Regions from separate parts of the Mus musculus genome. Here region 2 is linked to region 1. Evidence: chromatin loops called from intact Hi-C (ENCODE). Cell type or tissue: left cerebral cortex. All regions are shown on one strand.

Region 1 (5,000 bases):
ATATTTTCTGTCCTTTCCCATTCAAAACATGGAGGTTGTCCTTTGACTTAATGAAACATAGAAATCTGAAACCTGTTGCATCCAGAAGCCAGGTAGACAACAAGTAGCACCGGAGTGACCAAAAACCGCAGGGAGTTCTGTGGGCAAAGGGATTTGCTGAAGCAGACACGGGGGGTTGGGTAAAGCAGAAGAAGAATACATCCTTGCATTCCAGGATGTTCAAGGTTTTGTGATTCAGACTCCGAACACTTCACCTTCACCACTTGTCAGCTAAAAATAACCTGAAATGCGTCGGAAAAGTGCAAAGTTCTTTTCATCTCAGCAGAAGAAAAACAACAACAAGAAGAAAGCAACACAGGTCGCAGTCTCCTCCTGGAAGAGCCACTGCAGGCTCACAACAGATGCTGGGGGGTTGATCTTGAAGGATCCGTTTCTGGGATGCAAGAAGCTCGCATTCAAGGTGGCAAAACATCCCAGCTGGCACTCAATTAAGGAACGAATCAACGGTGTCACAAATTCCAAAAGAAACCTGTGAGATTCACCTCTCAGGACAGAACTTTGGTGTAGATGGCTTAGCTGGAGAGGACACTCACTCCATCCAGATGACATGCCAGTACCATATAAAGCCAGGAAAACACCAGGGACTAAAGGACTATTCCAGAAAAGCTCTCCAACCCTAAAAACCAACAAGAGCCCTCTTCTACCCTCCAGGAAGTATCTTTTGTGGCCAAACAAGAAGTCTTGGTGCAGGAGGCACACAGTAGGACCTAAGATAACCTGGAGCTTTTCTGGTCCCAACTACACCCGAATAGGTTAGGGTGACTGATGACATCAACGTAAAAGCCTAACTTTTCACATATGGATGGAGAAGTAATGGGAAGGAGAGACACACAGGAGAGAAGAACAATCTGAAATCAGAGGGGTGGGGAGTGATGTCTGGCATTAGCAACGAGGAAAATGGGGCAGAAATGCCCAGGTGAAAAGGTGGGGCAAGGTCTAGCCTGTGACTTTACACATGGTGGGCAAAGCAGCCCTGTCATGCAGGAGCAGATCTACAGAATTTGGGGTCCATGGGACATAGACTCTGGGAAGCAGGGATCATGACAATTTATTCACTGGCTGTTTATCGCCTGGCACCATGTCCCTTACACACAGGACAGATCTGATAAGGATTTAATAAAGATTCGTTGAATGAATGAATGAATGAATGAATGAATGAATAGGTTAAAAAAAACTTACAAAGAATAAGCATGTGCTATGGTAGAGTTTGGGCTTTGTGAAGGAGTCTAGGCATTGCTCAGGCAGAGAAAAAAGGCAATTTAGGCAGAAGAACTAGCATAATGTATACTGATATGAAATAAATGGCAGCCTGGAGAAGCCAGGGAGCTATGACCCCACCCTGGCGTCTGCACTCGGCAGTACCTAATCGATATCTCACTACATCTGCCACCTCCCCCCAAAAACCAAGAGTATTGCATTAGAATGTGGACAAGCTAATCTGCACTTGGACTTCCACAAAGTCTGGGATGACATCTCATTTTCTAGCACCTCTATTGGCTGAGCACAGCCTATGCACAGTACTGGGCTGGGTGCTGGGGAATGACAGGAAGCTGTAAGTCATTCTTATGGAAGCCAGGGGCTCAGAATCAGAGAGACATATAATTAATGACAGCCCAAGGTCATTATTTATGCGCAGTGCCCAAAGAGGGACATGGCTGGTAGGCTGTTGTGGGTCCAAAGCAGGGTGAGGCTGGCTGTTGGTGGTAGAGAATTTTATCTCATTAACTAACCCTACAACATCTAATCCAGTGTTTTCACCAAGCAGGGAGAGGTCAGGAAGCACCCAGTGTCCTGACCTGACCCCTAGATGGTACAGATCTGACCTGGTACCCAGAACTAATGCCTCTGTTGTAGTTCCAAGCTCTGCTCAACAGAATCTTCTCAAACGGGTCACCAAGGGGATGTCTGAGCCTCTGCAGCTGCAGGAAGGGAAGATTTCTGGACAAAAATAATGTCGATGGGGTATGGGACATGTCTCCAAAGCCCACCCATAACTGGACAATTTTGCCTAGAGTGAGACCTGCAGTGTTGGCTGCAAGGTCTTTCACAGCGTCCAGCTGTGCCCCCCGGCTCAGATGGAACCTGGCTCTTAGCAGGGACTGTAAAATCAGAGAGCTCGTGCAAAAGAAACCACAAAGTAGAGTTGACCTGCCACAAGACCACGGTTACTACTAGGGAATTGCTGAGGGAAGCCAGTAAGATGGTTGTGGCCAAGGCAGTGCGCACTGCCACTTGCAAACCTCGGCTGGGGCAGATCCCAGAAAGGTCAGGGGTCAAAAGAAAAGTTTTATTCTAGACAACAGAAAGCCACTCTAGGATTGCAGCGACACCTGTGAGTTAGAAGTTCCTAGCAGCGTGATGCTGTACCTTATGCCACGTAGACAAAGGTGAGACTCTGAGATGTGTAAGTAAGCAAAGCTATAACGCAGCAGCGGGTTACCCTGGAAACAGACTGGACAAGGGCCTCCAGGCACTAGCTCCCCAGGTTTCCAGAGCAGAGGCATTGATTGGGTGATGCTGACAAAAGAAAAGAAAGACTCCCATCACAGGACGTGAGGACCATAACCCATCCTCAAAGGCAAGGATGGAGGCACAACAAGCAAGCATGTTAGGGGCAGGTGCCTCGATTTTTATCCAGTGATTGAGCTGTTTTATCTTAAACAAAGACAGTTCTTACACAGCGAAGGTGTGCAAGTGGATGGTTTGAAACTCCAGATCAGAAGCAGCAAAACGGAAGACCTGGAGGCAGAGACACACAGTCACCGCCTGGTGGCAGCATATCTAAGCTAAAGACTGAGAGTGTGAAAGGGTGTGTGTGTGGTGGTGGTGGGGGGGGGGGTGTGCACTAAGGGTGTGTGACAACACGTTGGTGGAGGTGGGGGCTGTTGCTCAGGGAGCTAAGGGAGTGGAACAGAGCCATAATCCCCAGGTCAGACCTCCAGTTTTTCCTCTTAGCTCCCCTTCATTAAACACTGAGAGCTCCTCTGTGACCTTCCTACACAGTGGTTGTCTGAGGCTCCCTTTGGGGAAGAACTCATTTTTCCCAACGCTAATCAATAAAAGGACATATTTGTCCCAACAACAGTCACGGGCTCATACTAAAGCCTCCGGTGAACCAATAGTCTGAGTAAGTGGTGAGTGACTTTCCCTAAAACACTGATTTTAAGCCTCTAAGAGTTACCATTAGGAATGACAATAAAGGTGTGCATTGACACACCTGGCTATTCAGACATACAGAAGCAGCTCCCGAGGCATGTCCGCCCCAAGGGCAGCAAACACAACCCCAGAAGGACAGGTTAGGGGGTCCTTTACCCTACTGTGGTGGCAGACAGACTTTCCTCTAGGACCTGAAGACTCAGATTCCTGAGCCAGTTTTCTCCTGATAGACTTAGGGATGTCACTAACTCTTGGACCATGTAGTTTACTCCCTGTAAAGCAGAGGCTCGTGTGGTTTGGTTCTGTGGTTGCTGGGTTCGACCTGGGGAATAATCCCTTCTCTGCTGGTCCAGAAGGATGGCCAGGTAAGACCGAACAGATAAGAGCAGCCATCCCACTTCTGGGGAAGGCAAATGTGTGGGCATCACCATGTTAGCGCAGCATCTGAGATGGGTCTGCTTGCCCTCTGTCCTGCTTCTTCTAGAACGAAACTGTCATCTCACCCGGGCAGTCACTGTGGGTGAAATGAGTGAATCTTCCCAGGCCCGAGTGGCTGCATCTTCTGAACCAGCAGGGAAGAGATCAAGGGAGGAGATCATTCCTGGGTTAGACCCAGTAACCACAGACACAGAAACAACCCAGAGCACGCCAACTGTCAGAAACTTCAGAGATTATATGATCTGGCAAACTAAAACTGTCATCACTTCATTCTCTACCCAAACAGTAGCTGTGCCCTACAACCTACAGCCTGCCTCTTTCCCGGTAACCTCCGTGGGTCTGTGACATCCAGACCCTCCTGACCCTGAGCGACTTTACAGGTTGCCTTCCAGTCACAACGAGTCTGGTCCCATAGCATCCCCTGAAGCACTAGTGAGCATGGGAGCCCTTTGGGAGGCCTGCAATACGATGGGGAAAATTCATATTTTGGAGGAGGGGGAACAGCATGCATGAAGACTGTCAACAGACACTGTCAGTAAGCAAGGAATTCATTGTTCAACAGCCCCCAGGCTAGGGAATGGGCCAGGAAGCAGGTCTGCTTTCTGGATTCCTAAAGGGTCCTGCCCGAAGTTTTCTGCATGAGTCCCTGTGCTAAAGTGGAAAAAGTCAGGTCTTTGTCCACTGTGACTCCAACACCCAGGGAGAGAATCAAGTAGCTGCAACAGAAATGTCCTTGGAAATACATGCTAGCTATGAAGGTAGATGAGCAGGGGTGTGTGTGTGTGTGTGTGTGTGTGTGTGTGTGTGTGTGTGTGTGTGTTCATGTCAGCAGCTGGGTTTCTTTGTTTGGGGATCTTCTTGTTTAGGATCTGAGACAAGGTCTGCTGGTAATCCAGGCTAGTCTTTTTGTTTGGTTGGTTGGTTTTTTTGTTTTTGTTTTTTGTTTTTTTGAGACAGGGTTTCTCTGTATAGCCCTGGCTGTCCTGTGCACCACCACTGCCCGGCTTAATCCCCCTGCCTCAGCCCAAGTGTCGGAATTACAGGAATGAGTAGCCTTGAGCTGTTTTGTTAGCTAGCTCCTGGATCTGCACATGGGGAGAAAACAGCCTTAGAGGCCAAAAGGCTTGCTGGAGGGGACGGGAACTACAACGACGTCCCAAGTTAGAGACAAATTTGGCCTGAGTTAAATGGTATGGAATTTGTGCTCTATAGGTTGTTAGCTGTGGCATTTGGGGAAGTGAACCTCTCTTTAACAGCAGGTAGCAACAGCATCCGTGGGGTTGCCATGTGGATTCAGTGAGTAAAACAGTGTGATGGTGTGGATCATGCCTCCTTCCTCACAGATC
Region 2 (5,000 bases), 67 kb after region 1:
AGTTCAAGTTCCCCCCTGGCCTGCCAGGGAGCGCCATGGGGCCATCTGCTTGGTCAGCAGCTCTCCCTGTGTGGGGAGTCCAGAAGTCATTGCTCCCCATTCTAAATTACTTCTCTCTTTCTCCTATTCAGTAAGAGAAACAACGTGTGAGCCAGCAAGGAACCCATAAACCCAGGCAAAGCTGAGAAAGGGGCTTTGTTCTCCTGAAGCTCAAAGAACAGGTTTGGCTACAGGAGAGGGGAATGGTTTGGGGACAGGGCTGGCTGACCACAAAGGGGAGTCCCAGTTGGGGGAGGGGGGAGCTAAAAGAGAGATGACACTGAATGATTCAGAAACCATCTGAGAAAAGAACAGAGAAGTGACCGCAGGTGACCTTGGAGTGGAGCCCACGTTTGAACCTGTGCACCGTTTTGTTTGTCTGTTCTATGTGTGTGTGCACGCTGGGTGTGTTCATGAAGCCACGGCCCATGTATGGAGGGCTGGGAGCAAGCAACAGGATTTGGTTCTCCCTCTCTACCATGTGGGCCCCTGGGACCAAACTCAAGCTTGGTGACAAGCACCCTTACTCACTAAGCCATGTTGCTGGCCCTGTGGTGCTAGAAGACCAGGAATAGTGGAAGGGCTTAGAGGTGATCCTGGCAGGGAGCTGGTCGGGGTCTGAGAGCTATCCTCAGGTTCTTGGGGGCCAAGACCTGGGGGGAGGGGGGCTCTAGTCTTCACCAGCTGCAGACCTGGCGCCTTTGGGGAAGTCCCAGGCGCTTTCCTCACTCTCTCTGGTAAATAAGAGAAACTATTCAAGCACAGGCTGGTTGCTCTCAAGGCCATTCAACAAGCAAACAAGTCAGGGAATGGAAGAGGAAGACTGACACTCACCCTCTAATGGCAAGAAATTTAAGAAGACCGGGGGATTAGGCTACAGTTGAGTGAACCTTGAACACATCATGCAGTGTGAAGGAAGTCAGTCACTAAAACCACAGACTACATAATCCCATTCATGGGCAAGCCCAGAGTGGGGCAATCTAGAAGAAATACTGGAGAGGAGGTGAGAAGAGAAAAGACCTCTCTTTGAGTTGATAATAACATTCTCCCAGATTCACATACTGGCAAGGACACTAAAGGCCACTTACAGCACTCTTTCAGGCACAGCCAATCAGTAGCCCATGAGCTGAATGTGTCCCAGGATAGCTATGGGTGTGGCTCCACTCATTCATAGATGACATCATGCCACAGTATCAAAAGCTGGGCACACAGCATATTGAGTGCATGCATTATGACATTGTTTTTAAAATAAGGACGCCATACAGGATATTGGCCTGGATGGCTCTCCAGCCTATAGCATGTTAGTGGGAAACCTGGCTTTCCCCTAACTATATATGACCTGCCCTCAGGGCTACTCATAAGTATAGACAAGTACCCAGGGAGCCCAAAGGAACGCAGTCTCACACCGCCTGGCATAGTGTTCCACCACAGAGGACACTGACAGCAGAGTTTTGGACAGCTTTATCCACTACCCCAGCTTTGGTTGTTGGGTTAGAGTCTTCATCTGAACCTGAGTCCACCCTTCAAACCTAGCCCCTTCAGTTATTCCCCTTAGAGCCAGCCATCAAGACACTGGACAGGAAAAGCAGGTTGCTCAAAGGCTTCCCAGTGTGCTGTCCTCTAGTGCACAGCAGCCCAGAGCCCATCCCATCCAGGAAAGGAGACAAACAGGAGCTTAGCCACCTTATTTTTAACTCTCCCCAAACCCTCCATCCACCCAGCTACCATAGCTGTTCCGTGTATCTCAAACACATAGAATAGACCCCTTGCCTGGGACATACTCCTCCCCAGGACCCCCTGCCTTCCCTCCTTCAGGGCTTGCCTACTTTCCCCTGTCCACTTTCCCGATGCACCTGCCTTGATTTTGTTATTCAATGAGCTGTTGCCTCCCCTGTTCTCAGTTACACAGCTTTCATCTTCTTACGACAGTGCCTGGAAACGGCAAGCACTCAATAAAGTTTGTCCAGTGAGTGGACCCTGAGCCACAGTGCTGCTTTATCCCATAGAGCCTGGCTAGGGAACCGCAGGCCATTGATGAACCACCCTCCCAGCCCCTTCAATAATAATAATAAGCATGTATTATCAAAGCCTTTTCTACCTTCGTTCCAAAGTACCATGACCCAAGGCTAGACCTTAGCAGATCTGGAGACAGTTGGCTTTAGCATCTGCTCCCTTCCCTCCCAAGCATTGACTTCCCCCAGCCCACGCTACACGATCTCTCTCAAGAGATGCTATCATCTGGTTTTCATTCTCTCTCAAAGCATCACGCTGGAGCTAGGTAAACACAAGTCAGCCAAACCGAAAACATGGCAACTCTCTCTTCTCATCTAGCAATTCCTCATTTAGTTACTGTTTTCTTTCACACCACCAAAACTCTGTGGTGAACAGAGACCAGACCGACAAGGTTCTCACCAAGAATCTACTACGCCTATAGCCACTGAGGTGTATAGGTGCTGCTCACTAACTGTCTCTCAACGTTGTCCTTACATGGTTTGTCCTGAACCTCAGCGAGCTAAGGACTTGCCAAGTGTACATATGCTCATGAGCTAGAAAGAAACCCAAGACCAACCAGAAGAAACTTCTGGCACCTTTTGATGATTTGCCCACCAAATTCCAATTACCCCTGGGCACATAAGTTACATAGAGAACAGAGTAAGAGTAAAATTAGAGTGTGGTCTCGGTTTTTTACCAAAATTCCAGAGAAGATATACAATCGCGGTGGACAAAGGGGGCTTCTGAAGCTGTCCCTGGACCACCTAAGACTGCCTGAGCGCCCCCTATTGGTTGGATAAGACCCTAAGAGAAGCATCTGGCTTCTTACAGAATCCGCCCTCCACCTCCTATCAACTGTCCTCAGAGTACTCAGAGTTAGAGCTGAGAAAGCGACCCTTGGCAACTTACAGCTAGAAGGGAGAAAAGAAGACTTAGAAACTGGGATAGGTCGAGCCCCAGGCAGGAGCAAGACAGAATCGTGCACAGACCGGTTAGGGGAAACGTGAGAAAGTTCAGAGGGGAAGTTTGCGACAGAGACTGGAGAAAAGACCGGAAAGAATACAAAATCCCCTCACTAAAGACTAAAGAAGTAGGGAGACAGGTCTCAAGACTGGGAGGGTGGTGTCAGAGAGCCTCAAGGACCAGGGGCGCGCGAGCCAGGAGCCGGGAGCTGGAGAGCGCTGCGCCTGCTACCCACCTGAGGCTGCCATGCCGTCCCGGGAGCAGCTCGCATCCCCGGCTGGCACCGGAGCACGGTATCCGGTGCCCACAGCCGCGGTAGGCGACGTCGCTGGCGCGGGGTTAGAAGCAGAGTCCAGCTGTGCTCAGGACAGTGGCGACTCTGGCGCTTCCTCCTGCCGGGCAGCGGGGACTCGCACGGGGGCGTGTCCAGAGGGTCTGCCCCGCCTGCGGGGCTCCGCGTGGCACCTGCACGCGCGGCGGTTGGGGAGGGGAAGTGAGAAGTCCACACGACCAGCCGCCAGCTCCCGGCGCCGACCCCTGCTCGTGCCACGTGTGTCCCGAAAGCAGGCAGCCACCTCGATGTCCCCCAAGAGCAGTCTGAGGTGCTGGAACTGGGGGAGGGAAGACAGACTGTAGGGCTAGCTAGTCTCAGACTTGAAGTGGGGAGGCATAGCACAGCTGTCCCAACCACCTTGTCCCTTGGGACTTGTCCTTGAGACACTGCCCCCAAGAATAGGGAAGGCCTGCAGGAAGGGGAAGGAGAAGCACCTGGCCCTAGGGTCTTGGCGTTGCCCTTGGGTGCCCTCCTGTGACCCTTCTGCATTTCCTTGGATCTGGCCCTCTAAGGGCACATGGGTGTTAAGCATAATCTTTGATAGATAGATGTTATCACTGCCAAGAACCTTCCACACACGATTGTTCCACTTCCACTATCAGAGCTCTTTGGCTTTCTTCCATCTTCCTCCACTTTAAAAAAAAAAAAAAAAATCTTAGTTTATTTATTTTGTGTGCTTGTGTGGGAATGTGCATGCACATGTTGTTCGGTTCACAGAGTGGACAGAGTCTGTTCTCTCCTTCCACCATGGAGTTCTGGTAAATCAAACTGATCAAAGTGGCTAGACACTAGGCAGCAGGCACCCTTACCCTGAGCCATGTCACCAGCCCCTTTCCCACTTCTGAGGGAATACATTAAACTGCCCGGATCGTCCAGGAAAAGACATCTAAGGGCCCCTTGATGGCAGCCTCAATACATCTATCTACAACTTCAGACCCTTGTCCTATAATGTAGCAAATTCACAGATCCTAGAGATTTGAGTCTGGGTATCTTTGGGCATAGTTTCTCCACCTAACACAGGCCAAGGGTCCCTAAAGCAGAGATGAACATGCTGCCTGCCATTCCCCCTGTTTAGGATATCCTTGGCCTCTGCCCCTACTCTGACACACCGTGATAGCCATTTCACACTATTAGAGTTCTTTAATTGAGCTTATAAAAACATTTCTTTATTTTTTCCAGAATGGCTTTAATTGATGCTTCCTGTATTCAGCTCTAAGTTCCTCAAAGTTAGCTCAATCTTTTTTGCTGTGGAGTCTCTATCCTCTGGTGCTAACTCTGGCCAGAAAATGTGCTCAGAAATGCATATGACCAGTAAATCCTTAGATCTGAGATCCAGGGACAGACCCCTCTTTTGAGACACTGAAAATTTGAGAATCCTGAGCCAAGAAGGAGGGACTATAAAATGCCAAAGTTAAGCCGGATGTTATAAAAGCCATTAGAGAGCAATGCTAACGGGAGGATTTAAAGTTTAGAGATCCTGAGCTTGAAGTGTCTGTGTGATGGGGAGCCCTGTCATGGCAGAAGGGCAAGGATGCAAAGGGTTGGGGGTTGAGAACCTTGTCATGGATGCCATCGTTGGAGTTGAGGCAGCAGTAGTGGGTGGGGCAAGGGGGTAAAGAGACAGAACCAGAGCAAGGGCAGAGCCATGGAGACGCCCACGCAAGACCACGGG

Evidence for each region. A loop is a pair of places that touch in the nucleus more often than their neighbours do. Peaks named below come from ENCODE experiments on the same cell type or tissue, not always from the same donor. Only the 100,000 strongest peaks of a DNase experiment are listed, where the experiment ranks them.
Region 2: it touches region 1 in a loop (2.3-fold over the local background); 10 of 42 quality-filtered maps call a loop at or near these places.

The regions. Positions count from the first base shown.
Region 1 is chr19:41,314,998-41,319,997 of GRCm38, forward strand. All of the region lies in intron 8 of Pik3ap1 (phosphoinositide-3-kinase adaptor protein 1), which reads right to left. Among named protein-coding and RNA genes, the nearest start is that of Gm52406, 35 kb to the left of the region's middle. In left cerebral cortex, CTCF peaks have their summits at 2,812 (motif pointing right) and 3,023; a DNase peak (open chromatin) is centred at 2,813.
Region 2 is chr19:41,381,728-41,386,727 of GRCm38, forward strand. Pik3ap1 (phosphoinositide-3-kinase adaptor protein 1) reads right to left here and starts at 3,375. Exons shown (of 17, transcript NM_031376.4): 1 at 3,230-3,375. The coding sequence starts at 3,242. In left cerebral cortex, a CTCF peak has its summit at 2,804 (motif pointing left); DNase peaks (open chromatin) are centred at 47, 2,797 and 3,410; H3K4me3 peaks cover 916 bases.